Regions from separate parts of the Mus musculus genome. Here region 2 is linked to region 1. Evidence: chromatin loops called from intact Hi-C (ENCODE). Cell type or tissue: heart. All regions are shown on one strand. Each heading gives the region's core, and the rest is flanking DNA. Links, peaks and the distances in the headings are about the cores only. Region 1 holds the start of Gm32685 (a long non-coding RNA gene). Region 2 has its middle 12 kb from the start of Gm33033.

Region 1 (15,591 bases), core at 2,713-10,712:
GCCACACCCACACTAGCACTGAACAATTGATCCCATTTCACAGCTGAGAAAACCAAGTCTCAGAGACTCAAGGCCCCTCTAAGCCCATACTAAGAGATGGGGTCAAGTTTTGGATTCGAGGCCAGATCTCAGAATGAGATAAATACTAGACTGCCAGGAAAAGGAAGGATTCTGAATTTGGCCATGGAGGCTACGGTGTTCATGTATGTCCATTCGTGCTCTTCAACTTGGGTGACTGTGTCCCTAGGGCATGTTTACTGCTGTCCACAGACATCTGTGGCCATCGTGATGAGGGAGGCCCCTGCTCCTGGGACCTAGCATACAGAGGCCCCTGCGGTGCCCATGGACCCTTGGAGTGAGGGACTTGACTGCCTGATCGTGAGCCAAAATTCTGAGTCCCACCTCCAAGGCAGTGAGGTTAGGCTTCGCCGAAGCCGGAGTTTCAGAACGATTTCTATCAAAATTAGAGAACAGCAATAAAACCAGAAAAGGAACCAAGTAACTCGGGGAAGTAACAGTGGCCCCATCATAAGAGGCAAGTGAGAGGTGAGAGATCAAAGCCACACACAGCCACGGAGAATCGGAGAATCGGTGTGCTCGGCACAGGGGCTCCGTTGAGAGGCCATCCTTAATTTATAGGAAAGTGCCAGGCTACAGAGGGGGATACACGAGAGGCTCCCTAGGCTGTGTGATGTTAACAGTGAAGACTCTGGCAGGAGAAAAGCCGTAACTGTTCAGGGACCAGGGAGGAAAGACTGGCACAGCCCTCTGTGATGTGAGGTAAGCTGACGTGGATCTGCTCCAGAAAACTGTCATGGGGTGAAGCTTAAAAGCCAGCTGCAGAACCAGGTGACGTGGGACAAGCCCCAGACAGACACCACTGCGTCCTCCACTGTCCCTCCCTCAGCACAGGACCCTGATTTTGAAACCACCACCTTCTCAGTATCCTCCCAGCCATGAGGATGTTCTGGGTGGCAGTCGGTAAGATGGGGAAGCCCCCAGGTGGGACTCTAAAGAAGCCACCTGTCTCTCCCAGGGAGTGCTCCCTGTTCAGCCTTGATTAGCATCCCTGCTGGGGTAGGAGCAAATACCAAGCAGGGAAATGGCCCTCCAGGCGAGCTTGAAGTTGACATACCCAAGTGGGTCATCGGTGACAGCCCTGAGCATGTCCACCAGCTGGGACCTGTCCCCACACAAACACAGGCCTCTCAGATGTGACGAGCACTTGTCTGCACAAGCCTCTGGGGGCCGGTCCATTTTCCTTGTGGCCAAATACTGTCCCCGCCATGTGGTAAACACATGCCTCCGTGTCCCCAGCCCTCCAGGACAGAATTACATCCAAGAACTGGCAATGCAGCTAAAGGCTTTTTCAAAACAAGATTTTTTTTCCAGAAGATATTTATTATTTTTGCATTTATATGTGAATGTGTGCGCGCCTATGGGCATTTATGAGTACCACCTGAATGCAGATCCCTCTGGAGGTCAGAAGAGGGCATTGGGTGCCCCCTCCCTAAGCTGGACTTACAGGAGGCAGTGAACTACCCAAGAGGGATGCTGGGAACAAACTCAGGTTGTGGAAGAGCCATGCATGCTTTAATGCTTGGCTAGGTCCTCAGCCACACAGGCACAGGCTTTGGAAATACATTGGGAACGCTGGGCGTGGTGGCAAGCGCCTTTTACCCCATGATTCAGGAGGCAGAGGTAGGCAGATCTCTGTGAGTTCAAGACCAGCTAGGGCTACATAGTGAAACCAGGCAGGGTGTGTGTGTGTGTGTGTGTGTGTGTGTGTGTGTGAGGCTGTGGGGGGGGGGGACGGTGGTGGAAAGAACATGCAGTATACAGCCCACCGCCCAGGCAGCACCCTCCTGGACACTACATTCTCAATTCACCCATGGATTAGTCCCCTTTCCTTCTGACCCAAGCCCACAGGCCAAAGGGCACCTAGAGGGCACCCCAGCCAGCTGTGAAGAGCTAGGATGGTAGAATAGGGAGAAGGGAGGCTCCACCTCACAGGAGAGAGGCCTTGAACCAGGAAGGGAGGCTGTGGGCCGTGCAGATGGCCTCATGAGGCAGCCTCTGTCCCTGTCCTCCCGCACAGACATGCGATGCCCCCCCTCCCCCGGGGAGGTGGCCTGGCCACTGTCCCTGTTGTCTGTCCTTTTCCCAGAAGTGGGAGGCCGGCTCCCTTTATCTCCAGGCCAAAGTCCCCCCTCCCCCCAGGGAAGAGAAGGAATGTCACCTGTCATCATGGGGCTGGTGAGTCACCTCCTGCTGGCTGGGGGCTACAGTCTGCCAGAACACTGCCTCCTGCCTCTCAGCTCCTGGGGGAGGGGGTGAGATTCTTACTCTGAAAATGGCCAATGATACCTCTCATCTGGAGTGAAGGATTCTGGCTTTCCTGTCCTTACCTAGTGACTTAAGGTGGCCATGGCTCTTTCTTTGGCCCCAGTCACACACTTGACACATACATTCTGCTCGTGCTAGCCAAGTTCAGGGCACTGGGTATGTACCAAGAGGGACACAGGAGGCTGCCTTGCTCCAGAACGACAGCGGGACCAGGTTGGAAATCAGCCTGATAGTGAGACCACCTGCCCGTGTTCTCTGTGTCTTGGCTTGGGAGTAACCTGGGGAAGGGACAGGCAATGCTGTTGTACAGGTCCTGGAAATGTCACCTGGAAATGCCTCAGACTGGCAGTCACAGAGAAGGACGGCGGTTGTTCAGGGAAGGTTCTGCACAGAGGGCTGGCACGTGCAAAGGCCCTGAGGCTGCAGAGACTGCTTGATGCTGACCTAGGAGCAGGGCAGCATAGTGCAGCAGATTCTCCCTGGCTGTGACTATTGCCTCTCTCTTTGTCTAGAGGTGAGAAAGGAAACACCCAGGTCATCCAGCTCGCGTGCAGTCCTCCAGGCTCCACCCTTGATCTGATCTCCAGTTCTTGGCCTTGGCTTGATGGCGCTGGATCCTGTAGTCACTAGGTCAGGTGGTGGAGATGGAATGGAGGTGACTCCAGAGTGGGCAGTGCTAGAGGCCAGGGGACACTGCTGCAGTGAATGACCATTGGGATTATCCGGGCTTTTGCCTCTCCTGGAGATGCATTTTTTCACCTCTGTGCCTCAGTTTCCCCAACTGTGGAAGGAGATGATACAGGGTGATGAGAAGCCTGAAGTGGTTAGTCTGTGAAAAGTCCTAGGAACTCAGTTAAGTGCCTACCACGTGCAGGCCGAAGCTCTTGCTTGGTTGCTCCAAGTTCAGGGCCTGCCCGTGTATGCATTGTCTTTGGGGACCTGATGTCCCTTAGCTCTCATGTGTGTCTGTGTCTCTCATTCATCTGCCCAGAGTGGACAGTTTGTCAGTCCATATTAAGATGGTGGTGCCTGACCTAAAGTCTCAAATGACACTAATAGTGACCATTGTGGGTCCCTAAGAGGGGCCACTGGGGAGCCAGGGAGTCACTGTAGCCCAGGGCTCAGACAAGTGTGTAACTTCCTTACCAGTGTGCCACATGGCCCCAACAAGGGACAAAGGGACTGAGTATGTGGCAAAGGTTCTCACAGGCCTGTGCAGTTGACAGTGGGACACCACATGACTGACCTGGGCTTTTGTAGTCAGCTGGGATTGCATAGGAACTCAGGGAAGAGTGGGGTGGGGGTGGGGAGTGCTTTGAGCTCCACATTAGGAAATATCTCTGCTCAGTCCTGTTAGAATCCATCAGAACAAATCCACATAGCTTGTCTCATTCATTACATTCAGCTTTAGTTTTTTTGGTGTTTTCTTTTGTTTTGGTTTGGTTTGGTTTTGGACAGAGTTTTTATTGTAGCCCAGGATAGCCTGGAACTCTCAGAGATCCTCCTGACTTGAGACTACAGGCACAAGCATCACACCTTGCATTTCTGTTTTCTGAAAAAGCAAAAAGTTTGAGAATGGAGAACTCATTGGTTAAGAGGACATGTTGCTCTTGCAGAGGACCTGAGTTCTGGTCCCAGCACCCACATGATGGCTCACAACCACCAGTAACTCCAGTTCCTGGGGACCCATTTCCAAGGACTCCAAGGACACTATGTGCTTGGTACACAGACAGGCACGCAGGTAAAACGCCCAGGCACAGGAAAGAAAAGTAAACAAAAAACTAAAACAATGTTTTTTTTTCTATTTTGAGACAGGGTTTCTCTGTGTAGCCCTGGCTGTCCTGGAACTCTCTCTATAGACCAGGCTGGCCTCGAACTCACAGAGATCCACCTGCTTCTGCCTCCCAAGTTAAAAGCATGTGCCACCACCACCTGGTAGTAAGAAAACAAATTAAAAGGCAAAAGTTTTTATTGGTATCACACAAGACCCCTTTCCATCTGTCTTAGCGCCTACAGAAATCAAGCCCAGTGTTTTTTCTGCTTTGGAGCCTAAAGCCCAAGGAACACTTCAGACAACCCCTGGCTCAGGTGGAACCGGCTCTGCTCTTCCTTACCAGCTGTCCCAGGGTCACCACTCAGGCCTCAGGCCTCTGTCCAGTGTGGCTGATACAGCTGCATCGCTCTGTGTCCCCTGAGCCCAGCACACAAGGAAACATGGAGGCTATGGGTATTGGGGCTCACAGAGACCAATGAACCCCCATGCAAACACCAGGAGACAAGCCAGGACAGAGAGAGAGAGCTCAGGCTGGGAGTTTAGGGCCATGGGGACTCTGACCCAATCTGTCACCTGTCACATGGGACCATGGCTGTTCTGAGGATAGGTGACAGTTCCTGGCATACTCAGAATCTCACAGGTCCTGGCCCTGTGTTCTCAGTCGTCAGAAATGCTATGGTCAAAAAGCAAAGTGCTCCCAGGCCGTGCTCCCTCCAGGCCAGCGGTGGGACTGGGTCACAGCTCCCATGGCAGGGACAGATTGCTTCCTTCCTTTCTGTGAGGTGCCAAGCAGGTCCTAAACTGGCTGATGTCGGCAAGACTGCCGCCCACGGTGGGAGGAAGTGGGTAGGTGCCCAGGACAGCGCCAGCAGACATGCCCTGGGGCGGCCCAGTCAAGGATGACGTGCATATCGCACCGCTGTGATGAGCTGGGCCGAGTGCAGAGGTCAGGTCAAAGATGCACCAGAATCAGGGTGGGCGCTGGGGAGGTGCCCTGTGTCGCCGGTACTCAGGGTCACTCACAGTGCCCCGCAGAAGACAGGCAGACATCTCAGGAGGTGTGGTTGGGAAGGGCAGTGTGTGTGTGTGTGTGTGTGTGTGTGTGTGTGTGTGTGTGTGTGTGTGTGTACACTCAGGCAAAGGCACAGTACGATGGTTGAGTGTGTCTACATGTTTGGGCATGAGGTCTTTTTTGCTGGGGCGTGTTCGTGAGAAACTGGGTGTGTTTGTTTAATTGTGTGTGAATGTGAGTTTAGGTCTGGAGCTCTGGGTGGAAACGGGGGTATGTGGGGACAACATGTGTGTCCCTGCCTCGGGGGTCTACATGTGCAGCTGCTCCTGCACACATAAGCTGGACAGGCAGCCAGGTGATTACACCAATCAGCACCACATCCAGAAAGGCCCGGGAAGTGGGAGGGGCCAACACCTATTGGAGCACAGGTGACAGATGCTGACACTGGGTTGCCCTAACAGCATGGTGTGGCGTGGCATAGTGTGGTGTGGCCTGGCGTGGCGTGGTGTGGTGACCCTGTTACTGTCTTACTAGAAGCTTCCACAAGGGCTCAATCCTGGGGCAGTTGGAGGCTGACTCTTTTTGGTTTTTGGTTTTTCGAGACAGGGTTTCTCTGTGTAGCCCTGGCTGTCCTGGAACTCACTTTGTAGACCAGGCTGGCCTCGAACTCAGAAATCTGCCTGCCTCTGCCTCCCGAGTGCTGGGATTAAAGGCATGTGCCACCACGCTCAGCCGGAGGCTGACTCTTTTTTTTTTTTTTTTTTTTAAAGATTTATTTATTTATTCTATGTAAGTACACTGTAGCTGTCTTCAGACACTCCAGAAGAGGGAGTCAGATCTCGTTAGGGATGGTTGTGAGCCACCATGTGGTTGCTGGGATTTGAACTCCTGACCTTCGGAAGAGCAGTCGGGTGCTCTTACCCACTGAGCCATCTCACCAGCCCGAGGCTGACTCTTAATTCAGTCAGTGATAACAGCAATATTCATTCATGCCTTCATTCATTCACACATTCATTTGTTCACACATTCATTCATTCATTCATTCACACACTCTTTCATCCATTCACATAGTCATTCATTTGTTCATTCATTTATTCGTTCACACACTTTCATCTGTTCACGTATTCATTCATGCACTCATTCATTTGTTCACTCACTCATTCACTCACACACTCATTCATTCATTCACACATTCATTTGCACACTAGTTCATTCACTCACACACTCATTCGTTCATCCACACATTCATTTATTCACACTCATTCATTTGTTCACCCATTCTTTCATTTTTGCTCACTCCTCATTCGCTCATTCACTAACACATTCAGTGAGTCATTCAAACATTCATTTATTCACATTGGTCTACTCAGTCACTTATCAGCTAACTAGCTAATTCACACATTCCATCATTCATCTGTACATGCATCCACTAACGTATTCTTTCTTATTCATTCACGAATTCCTTCGCCCACTTGCTCGTTCACCACTACTTACAAAGATGCTCTTATGTTCTCAACGATTCTTGGTGCCAGGGCTGCAGCCCAGAGTGAGATGGAGAGAAGTCCCTCTGACAGGATGCTCACACGATGCCGGGCCCGTGTGGGACCCCAGCATGGAGCAGGATAGTCTGGTGGTAAGTGCTGTCCATAAAGGCAAAGGTAGAGGTGAACTGAGAACAACAGGTTGGCCCCTGTTCTCAGGAGGATTGGCCAGCCTTGATCATAATGAGACGTTTAAGCAGAGGCTAACGGTGTCAGGGAGCCAAGTGTATCCTAGGGAGAGTGTCCTAGCCAAGATCATGGCAAGCGCAATGGCCCTGTGGTGAGCCCAGGTTTGTAGTTCAAGAAGAAACAAGGCCAGCTCAGAAGATGAAGCAAAAGGTGTGGCTGGAGAGTCTGGACACATGATACTGAGGGTCTGAGGGGCAGGAGGGGGGTGCAGGGGGGACCAGGGGGTTCTTCTCTAGTTCACCTGTTGAGCAGAGCGGCTGCGTCACTCTGCAGCTGGGTCCCAGCTGCCCGCCCGCCAAGAGTCTGACTTCTTGGCAGCTCTCAACGAAGCCCCAGCAGAGCCAGGCTGGCTGTGGGGGCTCTGGGTCTTTCGGGTCCCTCCTGGTCCCCTTGTCCTGAGAGGTGGTAGGAGGTAGGTGATCCAGTGAAAGGATCAATACTGTCCAAGCTCCACAGGCTGCGTGTGCGGCCCCAGAGGACAATGCAGCTTCTCCCTTCGCCTTTTTATGAGCTGTGAAGGAGCTTGTCTGCTTGCACAATCGCCCCTTAATTGCCGTTTCCTCTCAGTTATGTCATGGATCGGTCACTCACGTTATTAAACTTCCCGGCCTTATCGTCTGGAGCAGCGCCAGCTGCCGGCCTGACCTAGTTTCTCACCCGGTTTGAAAGCCCTCCCTCAGCCTTAGGACTTTTCCTAAGGAGAGGGCTCTGCCCAGCTCCACTGCTAAAAATAAATTAGACCAAGGAGGGGGGACTTCAAGGGCCCCACGGAAGTCTCGAGGCCAGAGCCAGTGGCCCCAGGGTGATGACTGGGCCCTCCCTGCCTAGAGGTTCCCTTTGGAAGCCTGTTCTGTTCTGGGGACCCAGGGTTGCCACACAGACAAACTGTGGCATAAGGGAACCCCAGATCCCTCTTTTCTTGCTTGTGGGTACAAAGAGCGACTTTGAAGAAAGGGAACCCTGGTTTGAAGTGAAGCCTATCTTTGCCTCTGGTCACTTGTCCATCCATCCATCCATCCATCCATCCATCCATCCATCTATCCATCCATCTATCCACTCACACCACAGACTCTGCCCAGTGCCCAGTGTTGACATGTCTGAGACAGCCATGGCCCAGTCCTACCCATGTAGAAATCTGGTGGCAGAGAGATTTTGAAGTGAAAGCGGTAAAACTGGCCCTGTGGCAGGGAAGCTGAGCTAAGAACCAGCACCCACACAATGAGAGGAACCAGGCTCAGCATGCAAGCCAGGAGGCTGCCAGTGGGCAGAAAGAGGAGAGATGCTGGCTCCCCGACTCCTTTGTGATGAGCTGATACCTGGGTAAGGTCTGCCCACTCCTCGCTCAGGCACCTTGGTTGCGGAGTCTAGTCCTGGGCCTCGTGGAAAGCGAGTGAATCAGAAGTTTAAGCACGACACACAAAGATCCCAAGAAGTGGTGTGAGGCAGGGTGGGCCAGTGCCTCTTCTGCTCACTCTTTGTTCTTCGTGTGAGAAGGGGATTGGGGGTGGTAACTCCACCTTGGCCAGACAGAGATGCTGGCCCTGTGCCCCAGGGCACATGGCTGCTGCCAGGGGCTGGGCCTCTGCCCACAGTTTTCCAGAAGTGACGCCCTCCTGGCCAAACAGGCCTGGGCAGCGGAGGCGGAAGTTTTCATTCGGCTTATGCTGTGCGTGAGGCTGTTTATCTAACTTGGCTGGAGGCTGAGTCCTGGCCCTGCAAATACTCTCTCAGTTATGACACAAACAGAACGTGTTCACAGAAGAAATATTTGAAAAATGCAAATTGGCAAAAAAAAAAAAAAAGATTTTAAGTGATGGCAAAAGAAAAGGCGTGCAGGGGGTAAGGGGCGGAGCAAGGAGAAGGGAGGGAGAGGGAGAGGGGGCCAGGAATCTAACAAACAAGGGCTGTCACCTGAAGTGCGCCACATAGCAACAAATCAGTCATAGGCTGAGATCCCAGGGCAGGCCCCTCCCCATGGTTTAAGCTCAACGGTGTATTCATTTTCTGTAGTCAAGATGAAGTACTGACTGAGAGAGCACGGCAAACCAGAGAGATAAGAGATGTGGCTCTGTGTGTGTGTGTGTGTGTGTGTGTGTGTGTGTGTGTGTGTGTGTGTGTGTGCAAGCACGCACGCTCCAGGGAGTATCTGAGCATGGTGGTTTGAATGAGAATGACCCCCATCGGCTCATGTGTTTGAGTATTTGTTCCCCAGTTGGTGGAACTGTTTGGGAAGAATTAGGAGTGACCTTGCTGGAGGAGGTGTGGCCTTGCTGGAGGAGGTGTGGCCTTGTTGGAGGAGGTGTGACCTTGTTGGAGGAGGTGTGGCCTTGCTGGAGGAGGTGTGGCTTTGCTGGAGGAGGTGTGGCCTTGCTGGAGGAGGTGTGGTCTTGCTGGAGGAGGTGTGTCACTGTTCACTGTATGCTCTCTCTGCCTTCTACTTGTGGATCCAGATGTGAGCTCTCAGCTGTTCTTGCCTCTGTGCCTTTCCTCTACTATATGAACATTAACCCTCGGAAACTAGCATGGCGTCTCTTTACAGCAGCCAAAAAGTAATAGAAGTTGGTACCATGTGTGGTGACAGGCCTGATCATGTTTTGGGGAGGGATGTGGAAGACTTTGGGACTTTGAACTTGGAAACTGGTTGAACACTGTAAGCAAAGCTTCATGGGTCACACCAGTGGGGGCTTGAAAGTCAATAGTGCCGAGAACAGTGTAGATCGTGGAGACCATTCACATATTTATGTGACTGCCTCCTTGCCCTAAGAATCTGCCTAAGGCTAAACCAGACTAGGACATTACTACCACAGCAGCAGCGGTGCCACCACAATTGTCTTAGGTGGTTCATCGCTGTGAAGAGACACCGTAACTGTGGCAACTCTTTTTTTTTTTTTTTGGAGACAGGGTTTCTCATGAGTCTATGGGGTCCACTCCTATTCAAACCACCACAGCAATAGAAAAATTACTAAGACAGCGGTGCGCATGGTGTGCACATGCGCTTGTGTCCCTGGGATGAGGGGAGCTGCCTCTGATGACACCTGTGGGAAGACCCTGGCCTTGCAACATGCTGTGGGCTGGCAGAATGAACAGAGGTGGCTACTGACCCTTCTCAGTGTCCCCAACACTCTGAGGACAACAGCTGCAGCTCTCCATTCTGGGCCCATCACTCTCTGCGCATGCTGTCTGGAAGGCCAGCAAATGCTCTCTTTGGGCTCAGTGACTTCCAAACAGCTTAGAGACACCTAAGCAGGGGTGACAACAGGAGAGGACCCACTTCATGGTCACCTCCTTCTGTCAGGCCGCTCAGATTCCAGGTAATGCCTCAGTCACGATGGGCTTGGCCCACCTTAATGGGGGAATTTTTTGAAAAGCTTTGGCTTTTGAATAATCTTAATGCCCCTTACAAGTGAGGAGACAGAGGCCCCAAACAGGGGCTGAGAAGATGGTCCTAGCGTCAAGCAGCCCTGGGTTCCAATTCCCCTTCCCTGAACCCTCCAGAAATATAAACAAGCTTAAGAACTGTGAGTCAGGAACCCCTCACAGAGAACAAAAGCAGAGCCAATCCGACCCCTTAGGCAGGCCCTCAGACCGCAGTAAAGCAGCTTGCCTCTCTCAAGACACCTCCCCGTGGTCCCTCAAGCCCAAGCCTGGCTGTACTTCAGCTTCTGAAAGCCAGCTCACCACAGGACTCGACTGTTCTTGGAAACTGTCAAGTCCTGGAGAGATAAACACGACTCAAATGGCTTTGTCATGGAAGAAAAGCATCTCTCTCCAGAACCCTCAGGTGTCAACTGTGAGGGACACAGACACTGACTGCCCATGTGAGTGCTACTGTCCCCGGATCCAGGGACAGGCATGTGGGGCTGGCGGGGGTGGGGTGGGGTGGGGTGGGGATTGGATACCACAGCCACTCAGTCTGTTCCAGCTTTGGTTTGGCCATTCTGCTGTGTGGCTTCTGTCATCAGGGAGGCTCCAGGTTGCTCCGGAGCCATTCCCCAGCCTGTGGCCATCTACAGGGAGGAGGAAGGTGAGGGGCAGCCATGGGCCCTGGCAAACTTTTCTTCTCTTCACCAGGAGGCCCTCTCAGCCTCACCTGGACTGTGGCCACTCCCAGCTGTGTGCACCCATGCCACCACCCCCAAGCCTAAGAGGGATGAGGGGAGAGGTGCTGGTGGTCCTGGGCTTGCCACATTGGGCAGGGGGAATGTAGGAGGTGGGTGTGGAGCTAGGGTTGCTGGGATGGCAACTCAACGTAGCCATTGCTCACCACTTTATCTTTCCTTTCTGCCTCACCCCCTTCTCTCGTGGACTTCTGTCCTGATCCTTGTCTGTCCTGTCCTTGAGACAGGACAGGAGCCAATGTCCTTCAAACAGAAGAGGACCCCCACTTCTGGGATGAATCGGGCCGACTGAGGCAGGGCATGCCGTGTGACAGAGCTCTGCTCACTTGCTATGCCAGCCTTCCCACTCTGTGTGTCTGTCATCTCTGGCTGGAGGATGCTGCCTTAAGCCCCCCCTGAGCCCTCAGCTCTCCTGCAGATGAAGTCAATCTCAGTTTGGCAACCAGTACAGGCCTGAGGGGCTCCACCCCTTTACCCACTCTCCACTCTGAGGCCAGACGCTGCCTGGGTATGGTGGGCGTGGCTTTGCTCCCTGGTCCTTTCATCCTTCTCCGAGGACTTGTGCGCTATGGGCATATCTGTATCACACTGACTCTTGGTCACTGTGAGTCACTTGGCTGAGTGGCATTGCCTCCTTCTTCAGGGAGGGGGACCCCAGAGTCTGGGTACAGAGCAGTTGTTCCTGTCATGGCACCTTCTGTTCTTGGCTTTCCTCTACACACAAACACTGGGGTCCCTGGAGTTCTGCTCCCACCCCCACAAATTTTCCTCACCCTCTGGTTTCAGGCTACCTCAGCCATTCCCGAGTATCCATCAGTCACTTAGCCCTGCTAGCCCACAGACCTGTGTGCCCCACCCTAGCTGGTTGGCTGAGGTCAGCTGCCAATCAGGTGTACCTGGGATCCATCTGGACACCCCACAGAACCCCAGTTTTTTCTCCCACTCTGACCCTCAAACCCTCAGACCCAGTCCTCCCCCTGCGTCCCAGTGATGAGCATGCTTATCTACAGGGTTGCCCAGCCCAGACACAGGGTATCACCAAGTGCCCTGGTCCCTGGCCTCTACCATCCACCCATCATGGTGCTGTGATCATTGGGAAAGACCTTGGCCAAGCTCTTCCCGTTAGCTGGACCCAAGGATGGAGAATTACCATTTCCAGAGATGCCCCAGGGAGACCCCAAATCAAGACTCCACCACACCTTGCCACATCTCACAGAAACTATGGTGAGCGTCACTGAGCCGATCCACGTCCCCAGTTGTCCCCAGTCTGAAAGACTTCATGACTCTCATTGCCCTGGAGCCTAGTGGTGAACCCTGAGCTCTGACAGACAGCCTGGTGGAACTTCTATTCACCACATAACAAGACATAGTTGTGTTCATTCACACCGTGTGCCAGGTAGCACCCAGGTGCCGAGAGATCCCAGTTCCTGGGAACCGGGCTCAAAGGCAATACACAGGAATAAACTGGAAGTTTCTGGTTGAAGAAGTGCTTCAGAGAAGCGATGTGGGCCAGCGGCCTCTAGCAAAGGCCACCGTGTCATTTGAAGATCAGAGTTGGTCTCTGGTTAGAAGGGATTATGGGCTGGGGATGGGAGGGACAGCTCAGAGTATTCCCTGAGCAAGCCTGGGGAGCCAAGTTCGAATCCCAAGGACATCTATAGAGCCAGGCACAGTGTTGTGCCCCTGAAACCCCATTGCTCCTACAGAAAGATGAGAGACAGAGTCAGGAGGACCCCTGGGACCTCTCAGGCCAGCTATTCAGGAGAACACATCTGGGAACAATGCAAGACTCTGTCTCAAATCAGGCAGAAGGTGAGGACAGACACCTGGTGCTGTTCTCTGATCACACATATGCATATCCATACTAACACACACATGAGCAAGCACATCACATGAACACACACACAAAGATCAGGAGGAGGGCACAGAACACTTGGAATAAAGTCTGATGGGAGAAGGTGCAAAGGCCCGGAGGCAGGAAGGGCTTGGACGGAGGAGGGCATGATGGGAAGATGGCTTTGAGGTGGAGGGCCAACGTGCCCTGACAGGTTTCCACAGAATCCCTCTGGCTGCGGTGGATAACAGGCCGTGTGCAGCATGGGACAGAAGCAGGAAGTAGGGTTCGGCTTGCCTCAGACACTCCCGTCCTAGAGAGAACTCAAGGATGACTGGCAGTCTCAAAAAGCTCAGGAAAACCAAACAGGATTTTCAGGTTAAGCAGAGGAGGAGGGTGCCTCCCCTGGTCCCCGGTTCCCAGCCACTGCCTCCCCACGGCATCATGGATGCCGACAGTGATGCGTGCTGCCCCACCCTGTGCCCTGTGCCTGCTGTGCCCTGTGCCTGCTGTCTGGATATGTGCTCTTCACGGTGTGACACGCCAGCCACAGTGACTGAAGATGAAGATGTTTATGATTGTGGCTCCCCCCCCCGGCCCCCCTCCCGGAGCCTCCCCCAGAATGACTCTGGGGGAGTCCCTCTTACCCTTTTACCTCCGAAGAGCCAAACAGCTCCTGGTTCCTGCTGTGGCTTCTGCCTAGGCTCACTTATCTCATTCTCCAAAGGACAGCTTATTTATGCCTGTGGTTTGAGTCCCAAAACCTGTGACATCAGATAAGGGTTATATACATACCACCACCACCACCATCTCCACTACCACCAAGAGGGGAAACTGAGGCAGAGAAATCCCAGGCTGCTTTGCAGAGAAAAGCCTGAAGTTCTCCAAACCCTTCTCAGAGTCTCCTACCCCTCCTCCCCGATCCTGCTTGAGACAGGCGCCTGATAGCCCATGTGGCTATGTGGCTGAGGCTAACTCCTGATCCCTCTGCTTCCACTTCCAAATGCAGGTGTGAGTTTCCATGCCTGGTGAACACGGTACGGGGGGGGGGGGGGGTGGTGGAAGCCAGGGCTTTGAGGCAAGCTCTCTGCTAACTAACTAAGCCGCACACCAAGGCCTTCCAGCCCCCACCCCTTCCCTACCTGTCTTCTCTGTCACCCTGATGTCATCTGGACTAACCTTGTACATTTCATTTCCAGACTTATCACTTGTGGTCACCCTTGGGCTTAAAACCCATGGGGGTGGGAACTCAGTTCCCCAGGACAGCTCCAGTGGGCTTTGATGGATGGCGCTTTACCAAACAACTGTCCATTGCTTTGTAAAGTCTGCTTCGCTTTTTAGACAGCAGCCCCTTGGCTAGTCTGGAATGACTGAGCGATGAACAAGCTGCCTGGAGCCTCTGCAGGAAGACCAGCCTGGCTTATCTGGGCCGCGTGTGAAGGAAGTGGGTGCCCCGCTCCCCACAGTGTGGTCATGCCCGGAACCCTCTAGGCTTTTAACCTCGCCTGCTCTGTCTTCTGGCTGCCAAGACCTCCCTGTTTGGGACAGGTTATCTTCGAATAACAGGCTACCTCATGGGAAGGGACTCTGACCCCAGGGAGCCCTAAAGGAGCCTCTGGCCAAGCATAGCCCACTGGAGGTCTGGTGGTATCGAACTCCATGGTCCCACAGTTTAGGATTTTATGTCATTCTTAAAAATCTAGAGTCAACCATGGTGATACACACCTTTAGTCCCAGCACTTGGAGGCAGAGAATGATGGATCTCTGTGAGTTCAAGGGCCACCTGGTCCACATAGTGAGTTACAGGCCAGCTAGAGCTAGAGAGAGACTCTGTCTTTAAAACAAAACAAAACAAAACAAAACAAAAACAAAAAAACAACAACAACAAAAAAACAAGGGCTGCCAAGGTGGCTCAGTGGTTAAGAGCACTGACTGCTCTTCCAGAGGTCCTGAATTCAATTCCCAGCAACCACAGGGTGGCTCACAACCACCTGTAATGGGATCTGATGCCCTCTTCTGGTGTGTCTGAAGACAGCTACAGTGTATTCATATACATAAAATAAATAAATCTTTAAAAACAAAAACAAAACAAAACAAACAAACAAAAAAAACAAACTAGAGATTCTGGGATAATGTGGAAAAAAATCCAAAGTCTACAAAATAAGACTAAACTAAGATAAAATGGCAGGAAGGCTTATTTATGTCAGCCCGGCCCTGGGGCTGACAACTGGAACTGTGTGTATTCCAGTCAGCACGCACAGGATTATTTTGATGGGTTATAATCATTCATAAAGGAAAGTAAGATCAATAAGAAATCGGGGAGGGAAGGATGGAGATCCTGTTTAAACCGGCTGGGGAAGTGGACTATCTACGCACAGTGCTGGCATGACACTGTCAGCAAAGCGATAAAAGTAGGACCCACAAAAATCCCAGTGGGGCATGGGGAGGGGGCGGGGCGGGGCGGGGCGGGGCGGGGGAGGAGCCAGACACAGGGCGGTGGAGAGTTCCAAGTCAGCCTTAGTGGTATAACAAATTAGAGACCTGGGCTACATAAGCTCCTGTCTCAGTAAACAAAACACAACACAGAGATTTAACATGAAATACTTGTCAGCTCTGGCGTGGCCCCAAAATCCAGGCCACAAGAGTCTCTCCCTTCAGAGGCGGCAGTGGCTGAGGTTGGAGCCTTTCGAGGGCTTTATCATCTGTCTGTTTCCACGCTCCCTGTTACCTTCTGCTCCTCTAGGACTGGCGACTGGGACTGAGAACTTGTGAGGATA
Region 2 (15,591 bases), core at 2,556-10,555, 55 kb after region 1:
GGAAGACACAGAAACTGGCTGAGCTGACTGCCAGCCAGGCTGCTAGAAGAGATCAGCTGAGACACCTGAGAGGACACTCTCCAACCTGTTGAGCTGCTTGCAGGCTGTGCAGTGGGTTCCAGGTTAACAGCTTTGTGAGCTGTCACCCGTGCTGAGTGGGCTTTGGTGATGTAGTTGTCTTTGAGTCATTCCTGCTCCTGTGAGTAACCTTTCACCCATGTAAGTGACCCCAGTAAAGCTCATTGGTTCATCAGGTTGGACTCTGGTGGCACTGTACTTTGGCCTGATGTAGGTGAGCAGACGTGTGTGTTGTGTCTTCCCAGAAAAAGTTTTGTGACACAGCAAGTGTCCACAACAACTGGGCTGCACCTTTATCATCAGCCTCTCTTCAGGGACTGTCACCCTATCACATGGTGCCTGGCCTCTGCGCCTCTCTGTGAGCCTTTCAATCATGGGGCTTCTGCTGTAGCTGAGGGTAGCCCTTTACCAATGGTCTCTCCAAGCCCTGCCACCCAGTGTCAAGCCTGAGCTTCTCTCCATGACCCCTTCATGACTTTAAAACTAGTGCAAATTGGGAACTTCGTACACATGACCAAGGGCCGCACAAGGTACAACCTTTGCTCCTCTGGACCACAGCTTTTGTGTGCTGACCTTGAGGAAACACTTCCCAGAAGACTTTTGCCTTGATGATGGCAATCTCTTAAGCATGGTTGATCTCTCAGCTCCAGCTGACCAGCATAATTTGTCCCAGCCAAGCATTAATTTAAATGATCTTGTCCCCTATTAATCACAGAAACTCAGATTAATAATTCAAAATATCACATAAATGGCCCTGAAGGAGTCGTGGCTTCCATCTGAAACTTCACAGGCCAGGCCCTCCACCATTTATATTTCTCCCATGACTCTCCTCTTCTAGGCTCCTACAGAACATCCCATCTGAGCACTTGACAGCTTTTCCAGCTCAAAGTTCAGATCCCAACACAATCCTCCCCCAAACACATAGTCAGCTCTGTCATAGTGAAACCCCACTCCTGGTACCAGTTGTCTTAAGGGTTTTATTGCTACCGTGAAACACTATAACTAAATCAAGTTGCGGGTGAGGAAAAGGGCTGATTTCCCCATAGAGTGAAGAAAGGAAGGAAGGAAGTCAGGCAGGACGTCAAGGCAAGAGCTGCTGCAGAGACCATGAAGGGGTGCTCTTTTCTGGCTTGTTCTCATGGTTTGCTCGGCCATCTTTCTTACAGCACCAATGTCACCAGACCAGGGACAGCTCTGCCCACAGTGATCTGGTCCCTCCCCTATTAGTCACTAATTAAGAGACTGTTCTCCAGACTTACCTGCAGGCTCATCTTATAGAGGAATTTTCTCAGTTGAGATTCCCTAATGGAAAATGATGCTACTTTGTGTCAGGTTGGCATAAAACTATCCAGCATGCCACTTCACACACATGTGATACAAAAGGCAGAAGCCTTCTTAAGGCCATTCCAAGAATGATTTTTTTTTCTAACAGAAAGTTAACAAGTTTCTGTTTATCAAGACAGGGCTTCACTATGCTGTTCTGGCTGGCCTGGAACTTGCTACATATACCAGACTGGCTTCACATGCGTGCGATTAAAGGCATGTACCACCATGCCTGGCTTTTCAAATGATTTTTTTTTAAATAAAAAACCATGTCAGCAACTCAGACAGTAATTTTAAAAATTAAAACATTCTAACATGTATAACCGAAGATACAGTGATTCACACCTGCTGGGGTTCAGCGACTCAGACAGTAATTTTAAAAATTAAAACATGTTAACATGTACATTCGAAGACAATGATTCACACCTGCTGGGGGTTAATGGTAGGAAAATATTAGAAGCCTTTGCTTTCTCTAATTAAATTGTTGTCTCTATGGGAGCAGAAGTGTTGTCTGTGGACTGAAAATGTGCCTGTCAGCAGCACTCGTCTCTGGGTCGGGTCGGGGCTGAGTGCTTTGGGCAGTGTCAATGGCACTGTGTGGCATGGTGGCAGGTGAAGCCCAGTCAGCACGCAGAACTGGGGCTGCAGACAAGTCACGTGGTGCTACAGCGAGTGCCACCAGAGACACCTGACTCATTAAGTCCCTGACTTTAAATTAAGCTTTGGTTTATGTGCTCAGAAACCCCTACCGTTGCTCAATCTTTCTACCCCTACATTATCCCATATATGCCACCCATTTAAACAGTGTGTGTGTGTGTTTGTGAGTGTGTGTGTGTGTGTGTGTGTGTTTATGTGTCTAGACCAGGAGGCATCGGCAGGTGGGTCTCTGTGAGCTTAAAGGCAACTTGGTCTGCATAGCTAGTTCCAAGACAGCCACTGGGAGATTCTATCTAAATTGTTTGCTTGTTTGTTTTAAAGTGGAGAGCAATTGAAGTCTATCGACATCAACATACGTACAGATACGGGCAGGCACACACGCCTCCAAAAAAAAAAAAAAAAAAAAAGCAGGAGGGCGAGGGGCATTCTTAACCTTCCCAGGCCCACCAGGGACACCTTGTTTATGTGGCTTATGTCTAGTGTGTCCCCTCTGTAAGCAGTACTGACTCTTACATCCAGATTTGTCCCCCAGGTGCAGGCTGTCACAGCAAAGGACCATGAGCATCTGACTCAGCCTGTGGTGAGGTCTGCGTGCTGCTGCTGTGGCCTGAAGAGCAAGAGGGAGCTGGGCAGGCCTGGGATCCACACATACACACCCATGATCCACACATACACACCCGTGATACACACACACACACACACACACACACACACACACACACTTGTGATCCACACATACACACCCGTGATACGCACATACACACTCGTGATCCACACACACCTGTGATCCACACATACACACCCGTCACACACACACACACACACACACACACACACACACACACACACACACACACACACTTGTGATCCACACATACACACCCGTGATACGCACATACACACTCGTGATCCACACACACCTGTGATCCACACATACACACCCGTCTCACACACACACACACACACACCTGTGATCCACACATATGCACATACAGGAAGCAGAGGCAGAAGAATTGCTATGAGTTTGAAGGTATCCTAGGTGAGAGAGAGAGAGAGAGAAAGAAAGAGAGAGAGAGACCTTGTCTTAAAAAAGATGGCCACGTGGCTGTAAGAGCATGGTCCCCACAGAGCCAAGGAGAAATATTGCAAGTTCAATGTCAATACAAGGCTGGAGTTCGGGGTTTTCCCTGCTGTGCAACCTGGAAGCCTCCTGACTTGAACCTCTGCACTTTGGGATGCTGTACCCTCCATCCAGGCTGTCTGTCCTTCCTTCCATCTGCCTCTCACCCTCCCAGCCTTCCATCCCCCTCAACTCCCTTTCCTTCCTCCCCACAGCGGATAAGTGGGTTCTGCAGTCATTGTCTTTGCTGTTGTGTGACCCTAGCTTCCCCAAAGGGCACCGAGTGCCAGAAATGATAGAGCAGCCCCCACACCCGTGCACCCAGACACTGTTCCCAGCCCTCGTCATGGAGAGGAGGAGGCACTGCGGCTCACCCCCACTTAGCAGACAGTGACACTGAGAGCCAGCAGATGAAGCCTCAGCCGGGGCTCAGTCCTGGATGCTGCATCCATACACTTAGCAGCGGTGGAACCTGGAGCCTCCTGTCTAAGGCTTCGTTGTACCCCGGCTCATCTTGTCGTGTAAGATAGCATATCCTGAGCACTCCGTGTGGCAGTCACACACACATACACACACGATTTGATCTTGGGTCTTTGTTTCTGTTTGGGTTCAGATTTGGGGTTCTGAGATAGTATCTCTCACTAGGGAGCCCAGGCTAGCCTCAAGCGCAGGACTTTGCTGCCTCAGCTTTCTGAGTGCTTGCACGTCAAGTGCGCACCACACTCAGCTCACCTGGTGTTGCTGGAGCCACCTGCAGTATCTTCCTCTCCCCACCCCACCCCCATCAGCCTGGGGCCAGCAAGATGGCTCAGCAAGAACTCACCCCCCTCATCCCCAATAATGACTTTAAAAAATTAAAACATAATAGCATTGTTGACAAAGAATCCAAAGAGAAAAATCCACTTTCTAAATTGTGCAATTCAGGGTTTTCTGGCCTTCACGAAGCTGTGAAGCCACCACCACCACCCCCCCCCCTCCCGCCTCCTTCCTCTTCCCGTAAAGGGATCCCACCGCACAGGGCCTCTTCTGCCTTTATCGTGGAAAGTGGAAAGTGGTTCACGCAGCAACCAGCCCTTTGTTCCTTTTTGTGGCTGTATAGCACTCCCTTGTAGGAACTGATCACATTTTGGTTTTCCTTTCGTTGTTTGATGGACATTTGTTTTTACATTAATATATAGTTTTCTCGAATATAGATATCCAGGAATTCAATCATAGAAAAATTCAACTGTATTTGTGTGTGTGTGTGTGGTGTGTGGTGTGTACACGTGGGAGCTGGGGGGCTGAACACAGCATTCTGTGCGTGCTAAGTAATCTACCGCTGAGCCACATCCCTAGCCCTCCTCCTTTTTATTTTGAAACAGGATAAGCAGACTTGCACTCACTCTAAAAAATGAGGCAGGGCTTGACCTTGTGATCCTCCTGCCTCAGCCTCCCCAGCAGCCGGGATGACAGGCCTGTGACAGTAGAAGGGGCTCCCATTTAGCCCTTTGAGGCTCTGTGCAGCCATTCTCCCTTAGAGACCCTGCTGCTGCACCCTGCACACTGCTGCAAGCTCCCTCTGCCCCAGTTGCTACCACAGTTGTCTCTGCTGAACCCCACAAACCTGGTGAGGCACTAAGAGTCCACACCGGGGGAACACCCACTGTGGCTTCCATTTCTGCTGAGTTCTAACTAGGGCTTGAGTTCAGACCTGTGGGTGGTAACCTTAGAGGACTTTCTAGGGAGCAAGACAGGGGCTCTGGAATGTTCTGTGTTCATCTGGGGGCGGATTGCACAAGTGTGTACACTTGGTGAGGATTCATCCCCGTCTGTAGGATGTGTGTCTGAAGACATTTTTAATGAGCTGCTCTCAGGGTGTAGTAGCTGTGCTGATCGGGTGCACAGCTCACGTTTCTGCCACGAGGGGCACTTGTATGTATCTCAAGAACAGGAAGCAGCACCAAGAACCTTGTTTCAGAGCCTGGCTCAGTCACTGCTGAGTATGGGACCTTGGGCCAGTTGGTCACTTCTCCTCTTGAGCCTCAGTTTCCTGCCCTGTCTCTGTTTGGTTCCTCGCTTCATAGAACCCTCAGAAGTTTCCAAGAGACGGGGTCTGGGGGGATGGCTTGTTGGGTAAGAAGACCAGAGTTCAATTCCCAGAGGCCACATACAACATAAAAGCTAAGTGTGGGTTCCAGAAGTGTGTGACCCCAGGGCTGGGGAGGCGGAGACAGACCTGTGAACCCCTGAGGCTCACTGGGCAGACAGCCTAGCCTACTCAGTAGCTCCAGGCAGGGAGAGACCCCACCACACACACAAACAACAAGGTCAGGACTGGAGAGGTGGCTTGATGTCTAAGAGCAGCCAGGTTCAGCTCCCAGCACATACATGGCTCATAACCAGCTGTGACTCCAGCCCCAGGAGATCCAGCGTCCTCTTCCAGCCTCCTTAGACTCTGCATATGTGTGCTATGCATTCACAAAGATTCAAAGTGGGGGAAAAAATCAGCTGACGTGGTGATAAATGCCTTTAGCCAGGTGGATCTCTGTGAATCTGAGGCCAGCCTGATCTGTAAAGCAAGCTCCAGGCCAACCAGGGCTACATTGTGAGACCTTGTCTGAAAAAAAAAAAAAATCTAAAAATAAATAACTAAACGAAAAGGGTGGAAGGTATCTAAGGACTGGCAGCTGAGGCTGTTCTCTGGCCCACACTAGACACACAAGTGAGCATACAGAAACCACGTTTTAAAACAGGGAGATTATAAAGCACGAGGGAACTCAGAAAGAATTGCTTGCATACAGCACATTTCCCCAGAAGCAGAGGGGGAGGTGGGGGGCCAGGTCTAGGATTCCACTTGAGGTAGACAGACCTTGAAGACCCAGAGCTCTGGACCTTTGCGACCGAAACCCCGCCCATCTTTTGCTCTATTGGTCGGTTACCTGCAACCTCCCCCAGGTTCCTATCACCTCTTCCTATACGATCTCATTGGTGCAGTTGCTCAAAAGGCTCAAGGGACGGGAGTTTGTGTCCTTCTGACTCCGGCCCCCCAGATAGCTCTAGGTGCTTCCACACATCTCTATGCAGGCTGCAGGGGATGTGTCCCGCTCAGTCCCGTTTACCAAGGGTCCGATGACAAGATTGCTGCCTTGCCACCCGAGTCTGTCCTGGAGACTTTTCCTATTATTAACCGTCCTTTGCTTGGGGAGTGGGACCTGTGCTGTTTATGTATCTGTCCCCTACGATGGCTCAGAGCCACTTAGGTCAGCTGTAGATTCAGAGTCTACCCGAGATAAGATCGCCCTTCCCTAAGCTCCTCCCCTTTCCGAGCCCCGCCTTCTGCTGGCTGTGTTTGGGCTTTTACAGACTTTTTTTTTTCAAATTGACTTTGGCTTCTTGGCCTGAACTCTGAAGTGCTTGCTGATAAGATACGAGCTTGGCTGAGGCTGAGGGGCTGAGAGAGAGGGAAGGCAGGGAGCACAGGGGGCAGGAGAGGCGGGGCTTGGAGACGAAGTACCTAGTAACTGTGGGCAGTGGGCTGTGTGTCCTTGGTGGTGGGTCACGGTCTGCCTTAGGAGGAAAAGAAGTTGGTGGTGGCCACACCCCAGCCGTGGGCCCCCAGTTTCTCACTACCTCCTAGGGCAGCTAGATCAAACATGTGGCCATCTTTGCAGCTTCCCGAGCTAAACCAGACCCTCTGGGCAAGTTAGAGCAACGTCCCACAGGTCTGAAGGCATAGCCCAAAGAGATTTGCACCCTTCTGGCAAAGAAGCTGATTCCACGAGTACCCACATGGCGTGGTAGGCCGAATGTCACTATTTCAACCGTGCGGATATACATCCATGGTCAACTCTTTGTGGTGTTTGCCTGCTAGACAGTGATCTGGGCTAGAACAGGGGACTAAACCCATCCAGAGGGCTGAGAGAGAAGGATGCTGGACTGGGGAAGGGCTCCGTTGGTAGTGCGAATGGTCAGCTTGCTCAACATGCAAGGCTGATTCCATCCCTGGTGTGGCATAAACCAAGCACAGTGGTGCTGTGTGGATCTCAGCACTCCGCAAGCTGGAACCGGAGAGTCAGAACTTTAAAGTCACCCTTGCTGGCCTGGGTTTCATGAGGCTCTGTCACCAAAAATGTGCTTGTGATCTGGTGTGTAGGTGGACAGGTAGGTAGCAGGTCAGAGCAGGGGACACTGCAAGGCCTCCCCAGGCATGTCAGGTCCTGCTTGAACTCTCTGGCTCCCCAGGAAATCTAAAACGCTGAAGGCCACCACCCAGTCCTGCCCCTCCCTAGCCAGAGTCCAGAGCGCTGGTCTCTGCCTGCTGCCCTCACCTCCCACCTCCCACTCACGTCAGCTCCTCCTCCCGGATGCTCCAAACGATCCAGGTCCCTCTTCCAGAGGATCATCTGTAGCCACAGCCTCCCTGACCAAGCTCCGGTTTGCATGAATGGCCAGGATGGCCAGAGCCCAGGCTCTGTGGGTGACCCAGTAGTATCCCATGCTACCTCAGTTCCCCCATCTGGAGAGCAGGCAGTGATAGTACATATGTCACATCGGGATGGGAGGAAGATGACAGTTAACACACATGTTTAGAGGTGCCAGGCATCAGTCAGCGCCATTATTACACCCGGCTCCCCATCCCACCCCCCAAAGCCTCAACACGGTTCACTTCACATCTGGCAGACAAACTAAAGTGACCCCCAGATATGTTCATGAAGATGATTAGGGGAAGGAGGGCCTGGGACAGAAAAACCCCACAGGACTAACACACACACACACACACACACACACACACACACACACACACACACACACAAACATGCGCGCGGGCGCGCCTCAGGAGCCTGGCTTGGAGGAAGAAAACAACACTATCTTGTTTTCCTGTGGTCGCAGCGGAAGGGATGAAACAAGAAATTTTTTCCCTCTCTCACGTTTGATGTGTTTTCCTAATGTCCTCCAGAAGCAGTTTCTATTGAAATGGGAACTTCAATCACAGCGGATCCAGCAACGAATGGGCCATGGCCTCCCTTTCTGTCGCTGTTCCCACACGGGGGCCAGAAGTGGTGGGTCCCTTCAGAGTGATGAAGGAGATGGGGAGGCAGTGCTGGGGCATGGGGCTTGGTGCTAGACAGTCACAAGCTGACCCCAGAGCTTTGGGGTGTTCTGATACCACCCCACAAAAAGCCTGCTGAGACCATTTGAGAGCAAAGTCCTCAGCTGGGCCTCCCTGGTCACCATCCCTGCCCCCAGGTGTCTGGATGTGCTTTGTTGGCTTTCTGTGCAACCCTGTCAAAGGCGACATTATGAAGTGCCCAGTGGTCCCAAGGGAGCTGAATAGAGGAGCCCCCTGGTGATAGAGCCAGCCTCTGTCTCGCTTCTCCATTTACGCCTTTGCCCTGTGATTTCTGCCATGTTTTGAAGCATGCAGATGGGACCTCGTGACTTTGGACTTTCCTTCCTGTAGAACTGTGGGCCAAGATAACCCACAGTTACTTAACAGCTACCAGGCCTCCAGGATTTTGTCACAGCAATGGAAAATGGAAAAGGCAGCCTGTGACACAGAAGGAAAACAGGCTCCAACATTTAAGAGTTCGCCCGTGACAGCTGACAGATAGAATCGGAGTGGAACGCCGTTTGGTTCTATCTTTGTCTCTGGTTTTCTTCTCATGTCCGAGGGACTGCACGATGGCCTTCTGGAGGACAGGAATTGGATACTGGCCTTCACCGTGACCCGAGGACGTGGCCTAGGGTTTGGTAGACAAAAAGAACCCATGAGGACAGTGTGGGGACCAAACTGACGGGTAGATGACGGGTGAGAGAGTGGATGAAGGATGGATTGATGAAGGATGGGCAGATAGGGGAAGGGCAGATGGTTGATGGGCGGGGGTGTGTGTGTGTGTGTATGTGTGTGTATAGTGAGTGGGTAGATGGTGTGTGGGTGGTGGAAGGGTGAGTGGATAGTGGGTGATGGATGAGTGGGTGGGTAGATGTGTGGATGATGGGTGGGGGTGGATGATGGGTGGGGGGTGTTGGGTGGGTGGGGGTGGGGAGGTAGATGGTGGGTAGGTGGGTGAGTAGGTGGAAGGACAGGTGAATGACAGATTAGTAGACAATAGAAGGGTGGGACACCCATGACAAGTAGAAGAAACCATTGCTGAGTGGCAGAGGAGAACACGTCTGTCCCTGGCGACTGTCCCTGTGTCCTGGGGAAGTCTGTGGTCCGGCAGCTCTCAGCAGCAGCAGGCTCCAGTTGTGAGCTGTCTTCCCGGAGTTTTAATTTCTTAATGAACTCCCATTAAACATTAGGAAACTCACATGAAAGTGTTTATAGATTTTCTTGCAAAACTGAATCAGAAACAATGATCTTGGCCCCAGGGGACCCCCACTCCCCATCTCCCAGGCACCAGTGTTCTCCTCATAACAAAACCATAGGGGAAATGAAACTCTGCTTCTAAACCTGGCTTTCATCAAAAGTGGGAAACTGAGTCAGGCGTGGGGCTCACACCTGGAATTCCAACATGCAGGAAGCTGGAAGACTTTGAGGACAGCCTCTGCTACACAGTGAGATCCTGACTCAAAACACCAAAACGACAACACGAGGAAATGACAGCAGGGGCCTGCAAGAGAGCTCAGTGGTTAAGGGGCTTGCTGCCAAATCTGACTGCGTGAGTTCTATCCCCAGAGCCCATATGGGAAAAGAGAGAACCGGTTCCATACAACTGTCCTCTGACCTCTACATACACAATAAACAGATGTAAAAAGAAAAGAAGACTAACAATAAGGGTGTGTTTTGTATGAGTGGAGGAGGTGATTAAAGTGAGAGGCATGAATGAATGCTGCGTGTTTCTCTGCTGGCCACGGGGCATAGTGGTCAGGGGCGCAGACACTGAAGCTGGGTGGGCAGGTTCCGAACCTCTCTGAGCTTCCACCCTCTGTTATCACCATGGTGTCTGGCGCCCATCCTTGCCTCGCAGGCCACTGGTCTGTCCTTGTGTGTGAAGCAGAGCCAGAGTTGAATTCTGTCCCCTACGTGACCTGTGCAAAAGAAATTCTCATCTGCGGGGGCATGCGCTGCCCTCCCACGGGGCACACGGGAAAGTCTAGAGACGGCTTGGACTCTATTTCAGTGGGAAGAGCTACCACTGTTAAACTCCCTGCTGGGTGCAGGACAGCCCCATCCCCAGAGAAAGATGACGGCCTCAGGAAAGCATGTCCCCAGCTGAGCTGGGCCACACAGCTCTGCAACCCTGAAGTCCCTGTAGGGAAGTGAAGGCCGAAGGAGCTGCCCATGTGTGACAGGAGATAGTCGCTCTGCCCCGAGCCACCCCAGCTAGCAGAGACTCTGCCTGGAGGGAGTCTGTTCCTGGCCCTACTCACCAGGCAAGGAACGTGTCTCCAGCGCCTCTCAGTGGCCAGGACCTTGAACTACAGATATTTCCGGCGGAGGGTACAGAGTGGGACCCCTCTCGGTTCACCAAGGCTGTTCCTCAGGCAGAAGGGTCACAGTGGGTAATGGCAGAAGTAGCAAAGAAATATGGATATGGAGTTGAGCCCTCTGTCACTCAGCAGCCATGAGACCTTAGGTGAAACCTTTCTCCTCTGAGCTTCGGTTTGCCCATCTGTAAAATGGAGCTGGAGCGGGTGGTTGGTCTTGTTGGCAGGATCTTCTTAAGATCGCATGGAGGGCCGGGCGTGGTGGCGCACGCCTTTAATTCCAGTACTCGGGAGGCAGAGGCAGGCGGATTTCTGAGTTCGAGGCCAGCCTGGTTTACAGAGTGAGTTCCAGGACAGCCAGGGCTATACCGAGAAACCCTGTCTCGAAACAAAAACAAAAAAACCCAAACAAACAAACAAAAAGACCCCGTGGAGGGTGGTGTGGATCAGATGCTGTGTTCGTCAGACGGCGTGCAGGGTGGTGTGGATCAGATGCTGTGTTCGTCAGACCCCGTGGAGGGTGGTGTGGATCAGATGCTGTGTTCGTCAGGGCGACTTGTCGTGGTCCATCTTGCTATGTCCTCAAGGATGACCTTGGACTTCTGACTTTCCTGTTACACCACTAAAAATCCTTAAACAGACAATAAATAAGTTTAGTGCAAAGGCACACTTAGAGAAGAGAGGGTGAACCGCCATGGCCCGTGAGGGTTCTGTCTTTGTTTCATACATATGCTTAAAACATGTACATTGCTAACATATGTGATGCCAAACTCTGCACTCCCTCAGCCCTAGTAAAGACCCCCCCAGCCCCGAGTAAACACACACCTGTCATGTCAGCCCTTGGGCTACAGAGCAAGCTCCTGTCTTAAAATAAACATTTAAGAAGCAATCCTGCCAAGCCGTCAGAAATACAACTGTTCGCTAGAAGTAGAGAAATAGGGAAAACAAACGAATAAACAAAACACTCGCCTCTCTACAGAAAAGCAAGGCAAATGGCCCACACATGCATCTCTTAGAGAGTATGTTTTCAAATTTATTTGGCCGGGAAGGGGCATGTGCAGGCCATGGTGTGTGTGTGTGTGTGTGTGTGTGTGTGTGTGTGTGTTGTCAAATGAGTCTGTTCTCTCCTTCCACCATACAGGTCCAGGGAATCGAACTCAAGTCATCAGGCTTGGTGGCAAGCTGCTTCACCCGTTGAGCCGCCTCACTGATCCTGGACACGCACTTTAAAACTCAAGCCCTAACATAAAATGATGAGTGCTCCAGGCTAGACCTTGTGGACAGTTATGTCCTCTACTGGCCAGGTGGAGATAGAGCCTGACTGTAGTGGGCCCGGGCTCCAGGCAGGAAAAACCAGGGCCTCCCTGGCATCTGGGCTGAATGTCTCTGAGTAGGTTCAACCTTAAACATTTAGACAATCATTGTGGAAGTTTCAAAAGCCTGTGTCCTGTGACGGACAGCAGAGTCTCTAGGAGTGCATCAGAGGGAACAGAGCAGTGGCTTGAGCGCACAGGCGATAATTGTGTGGTGTTTATTAGCTACAAAGCTTAGAAACAGCTATGGCCAGGCACCCATCGAGGTTCAAGTTTATGTTCGCACTGTGGAATGTGTGAAGCACGTTTTCCTGGTGTTGGTCTGGAGGGATCACCAAGGTGCATTGTTAAGAGGGGGAAAAAGAAAACAAACTTGCTCAGAACAGGGTGTGGAGCAACAGGGAGGACAGGAATCTGCTCACGTGCCTAGCACCTACCTCCTGGCTCTCTCAGCAACAATCCCTGAGACACAGTGACCACGAGGGTTTGCAGGAGGGGAGGTGGAGGAGAGGTACCGGGTCTGGCAGTCAGCAGACGCAGAGAACAACCCACTCTCTTTAGGCAGCCGAGTCCTAGCCCTCTAACTCAGTCTAGGGTAGAGTTGTGACTCTACACGTAGGAGCCATGCACTACAAAGTCAACACCCCCCCACCCTGGTCTCAGTTTCCTATTACAACATTTTCCCATATGTGTTCATTTCTTAGCTGATTTATTTTAAGATTAAAAGATTACGCCAGGCATGGTGGTGCATGCCTTTAATCCCAGCACTCAGGAGGCAGAGGCAAGAGGATCTCTGTGAGTTCGAGGTCAGTCTGGTCTACAAATCGGCAGGTTCCAGCACAGCCAGGGCTGTTGCACAGAGAAACCTTGTCTGGAAAAACCAGAAGAAGAAGAAAAAAACAATTTTAAAGAAATGACATTCTTTTATTTATTTATTTATTTGTGTGTATGTATGTATGCACACTCACACCACAGCATGTTTGTGAAGGTCAGCTTGCAGAAGCAGTCTCTTTCTACCATGTGTATCCCTGGGATCAAGTTTGTCCAGGTTGGCAGCAAGCACCTTTACCTACTGAGCTATCTTGCCAGCCCATGAAGATTTCAAAGAGAAATAAGAATAACATCATTGTCAGGAAGGCACTGCCTCAAGACCTGAGAGTGGGTAGTTTTCCTCCTCTTCCTCCTTCTCCTCTCCTCCCCCCTCCCCCTCCCCCCTCCCCCTCCTCCTCCTTCTCCTCTTCCTCCTCCTTGGAGCCAAGGATGTCTTCTATGAAGATCAAGCTGACCTTCAACTCTTGATTCTCATGCCTCAACCTCCTAGAGATTTCTAAATCAAAATAATAATGATTTTCAAAGTAGAGTTAAGTGACTAAAAAAAAACAACAACAAACTTTTGAAGTCTCCCAGGTGTTTGTTTGTTTGTTTTTGCCTAGTGTCTGTCTGAGACGGAGTACCTATTAAAATAACATGGATCCTACTGCCTCCTGCTGGGTGTCAGAACTCTTCGTGTGTCTGACTCAGTCCGAGGTGGAATTCTGTCTCCCATTTACTAGCTGGGACCCCTGAGGCTCTACAACTCCCTCAACCTCACTTCCCATCTATACAACACGAGGCGCGTAGAAATGCTGGGCGGCTCGTGAGCATCAAGGCTTCAGAAGCAACCTAACCTGGGAGACCGACCGACTGGATGAGCTTGGTTCAAACAGTGCGTCACCGGCTCCCTGGTACCCGCCCGCTCAGCAGCGCCTTCCGACCGCTGGGAAGGGGCGACACCTGGCGGGCGCGCCTGGAACTGCTCATGGACCGCAGTATCGTTCCGCAAATGCCCACCCGATCGATGTTCGTTCACGCGGGAACTTCGGGTGGGCCCAGCTCAGGGCGCACACCACAGCACACTCACTCACTCACTCACTCACTCACTCACTCACTCACTCACTCACTCACTCACTCACTCTCACTCACTCACTCACTCACTCACTCACTCTCACACACACTCGCATGGGAAGAGGGGCTGAGAAGCTCCCCCGCCCACTTCTCCTAGGGAATGTCTGAGGTTCCCGGGCCTGATAAGGATAGATCCCTGCAAGTGAACAAGGCTGATCCAATGAAGACATAACACTACAACAGGCCAAGAGCCCGGCTCCCATCGCAGACCATGTAGTAGATGGCGTGGCACAGGAGATTTTTACTAGGTGAGCTGAACTTCTGAACAGGATCTTCGGAAGCCATCCTTGGGTCTGACTCTTTTCTCTCTGTAGCAGCAATGGCTTGATGGAGTTGTGCTCCTGAGTCTGCGGCTGAACAGGGGTGGATGACACACAAACAGACGTGGCCCATCCCAGGACCAGCCAGTCATACAGTGGGTGTGGGTGCTCTTCTGTGACCCCAACATTTCAGAGGCTGAGGCTGAAGGGCCAGGAAGGAGTTCTAGGACAGCTACCAGCACCCCTAACAAGCTGCTGAGAATCTGGGGTCTCTTAGTGGCAGCAAAGCCCCAGCTGGGATGTTGTGCACAATGGAGTGAGGCGATTTCCTTTAAAAGCTAAATTCTTGGGCTGAAGAGACCACTCTGTATCTAAGACTACTTTTGGTTCTGCCAAAGGACTGGAGTCCAGTTCCCAGGACCCACTTGGCAGCATGTAACCATATGTAACTCCAGTTCCAGGGCATCGGATTTCCTCCTCTGATCTCCAAGAGCAACAACAACAACAACAACAACAACAACACACACACACACACAATCTAGAAACCAAACTCACTTGGGGCTAGGGAGATAACTTGGTTGGTAGAGGGTTTGTTCAGGCTAGCATGCACAAACCCCTAGGTTAGCTGGGGTGGACACACACACACGAGCAATGTAGTCAGGAGACTAGGAGTTCAACACCACATTATACTTTTTGGAGCATTCAGTGCCGACCTGAGAGCCTGTCTCAAAAATAAATATTTAAGTAAGGGAAAAATATGTGCTTTTAAAAGAAGAACGTGCCCTAGACATGGCAGCATACGTAGGAAAGACGGCAATGGGTGGAGAAACGGGACCAGCGTTTTAAGTGTGACGATCGTTACTCCCCGTTGCTGTGGTTCATGTTGGGATCTCCCAAACATTGTCCAGATCACAGCATAGACTCTGCCTGACTGCCACCTTGTATTTAATTTGCATTAAATGCTGTTCAGGGCTCTCTCCTGATATAACCTCTTGCATGGCCCCTCGTGGCCTCAAGATCAAGTCCACCCTCCTCATCTTCATCCACAAACCTTACCCTCGTCTGGTGCAAGAGCTGCTGGGAGTCAGAGTCTCCAGCCAAAAGCGATCTGAGTCCCCACATGTGGCTTCTTACATAATCAGCAAAATATTAATTAATGTCTACCCTAACCCTGATGACAATACCCCAGAGAAGAAATTTTAAAATAAGCGTTGTTGGCTCTAATCTGTTACTGTTGATAATGCAAAGGCCCCACATGTGTCTATTGCATTATCCAGCCATACGGCATAGCCCAAGCCAGAGACCGGCCAAGTGGGGCCTCCTGAAGTTGGCAGTCATGGTTAGATGCGATCCTGAAACCATATGGCACAGGCTCCTCCAGGGGGTGAGGAATGTGTTGTGTCCCAGAGTCCAAACTTTATGCTCTTCTGTGGTGCCTGGGGGGGCAGGAGCAGGGGAGATGGCTCGGGCAGTCAGCTGCCTGTCA

The links. Peaks named below come from ENCODE experiments on the same cell type or tissue, not always from the same donor. Only the 100,000 strongest peaks of a DNase experiment are listed, where the experiment ranks them.
Region 2: a loop joins it to region 1, with 2.7 times the contacts of the local background. A loop is called at or near these places in 2 of 42 quality-filtered maps.

The regions. Positions count from the first base shown.
Region 1 is chr2:167,826,305-167,841,895 of GRCm38, forward strand. It overlaps Gm32685 (a long non-coding RNA gene), which reads left to right and starts at 9,809. Exons shown (of 3, transcript XR_375285.3): 1 at 9,809-10,173; 2 at 10,435-10,680; 3 at 11,991-12,660. Gm32747 (a long non-coding RNA gene) reads right to left here and starts at 13,658. Exons shown (of 2, transcript XR_375286.2): 1 at 13,470-13,658; 2 at 12,914-13,127. In heart, for the core only: a CTCF peak has its summit at 7,488; DNase peaks (open chromatin) are centred at 4,987, 7,507, 8,467, 10,537 and 2 weaker places; H3K4me3 peaks cover 538 bases; H3K27ac peaks cover 4,709 bases.
Region 2 is chr2:167,881,603-167,897,193 of GRCm38, forward strand. No RefSeq gene overlaps it. Among named protein-coding and RNA genes, the nearest start is that of Gm33033, 12 kb to the left of the region's middle. In heart, for the core only: no CTCF peak of the experiment used is centred there; DNase peaks (open chromatin) are centred at 6,409, 6,479 and 10,509; H3K4me3 peaks cover 1,108 bases; H3K27ac peaks cover 4,932 bases.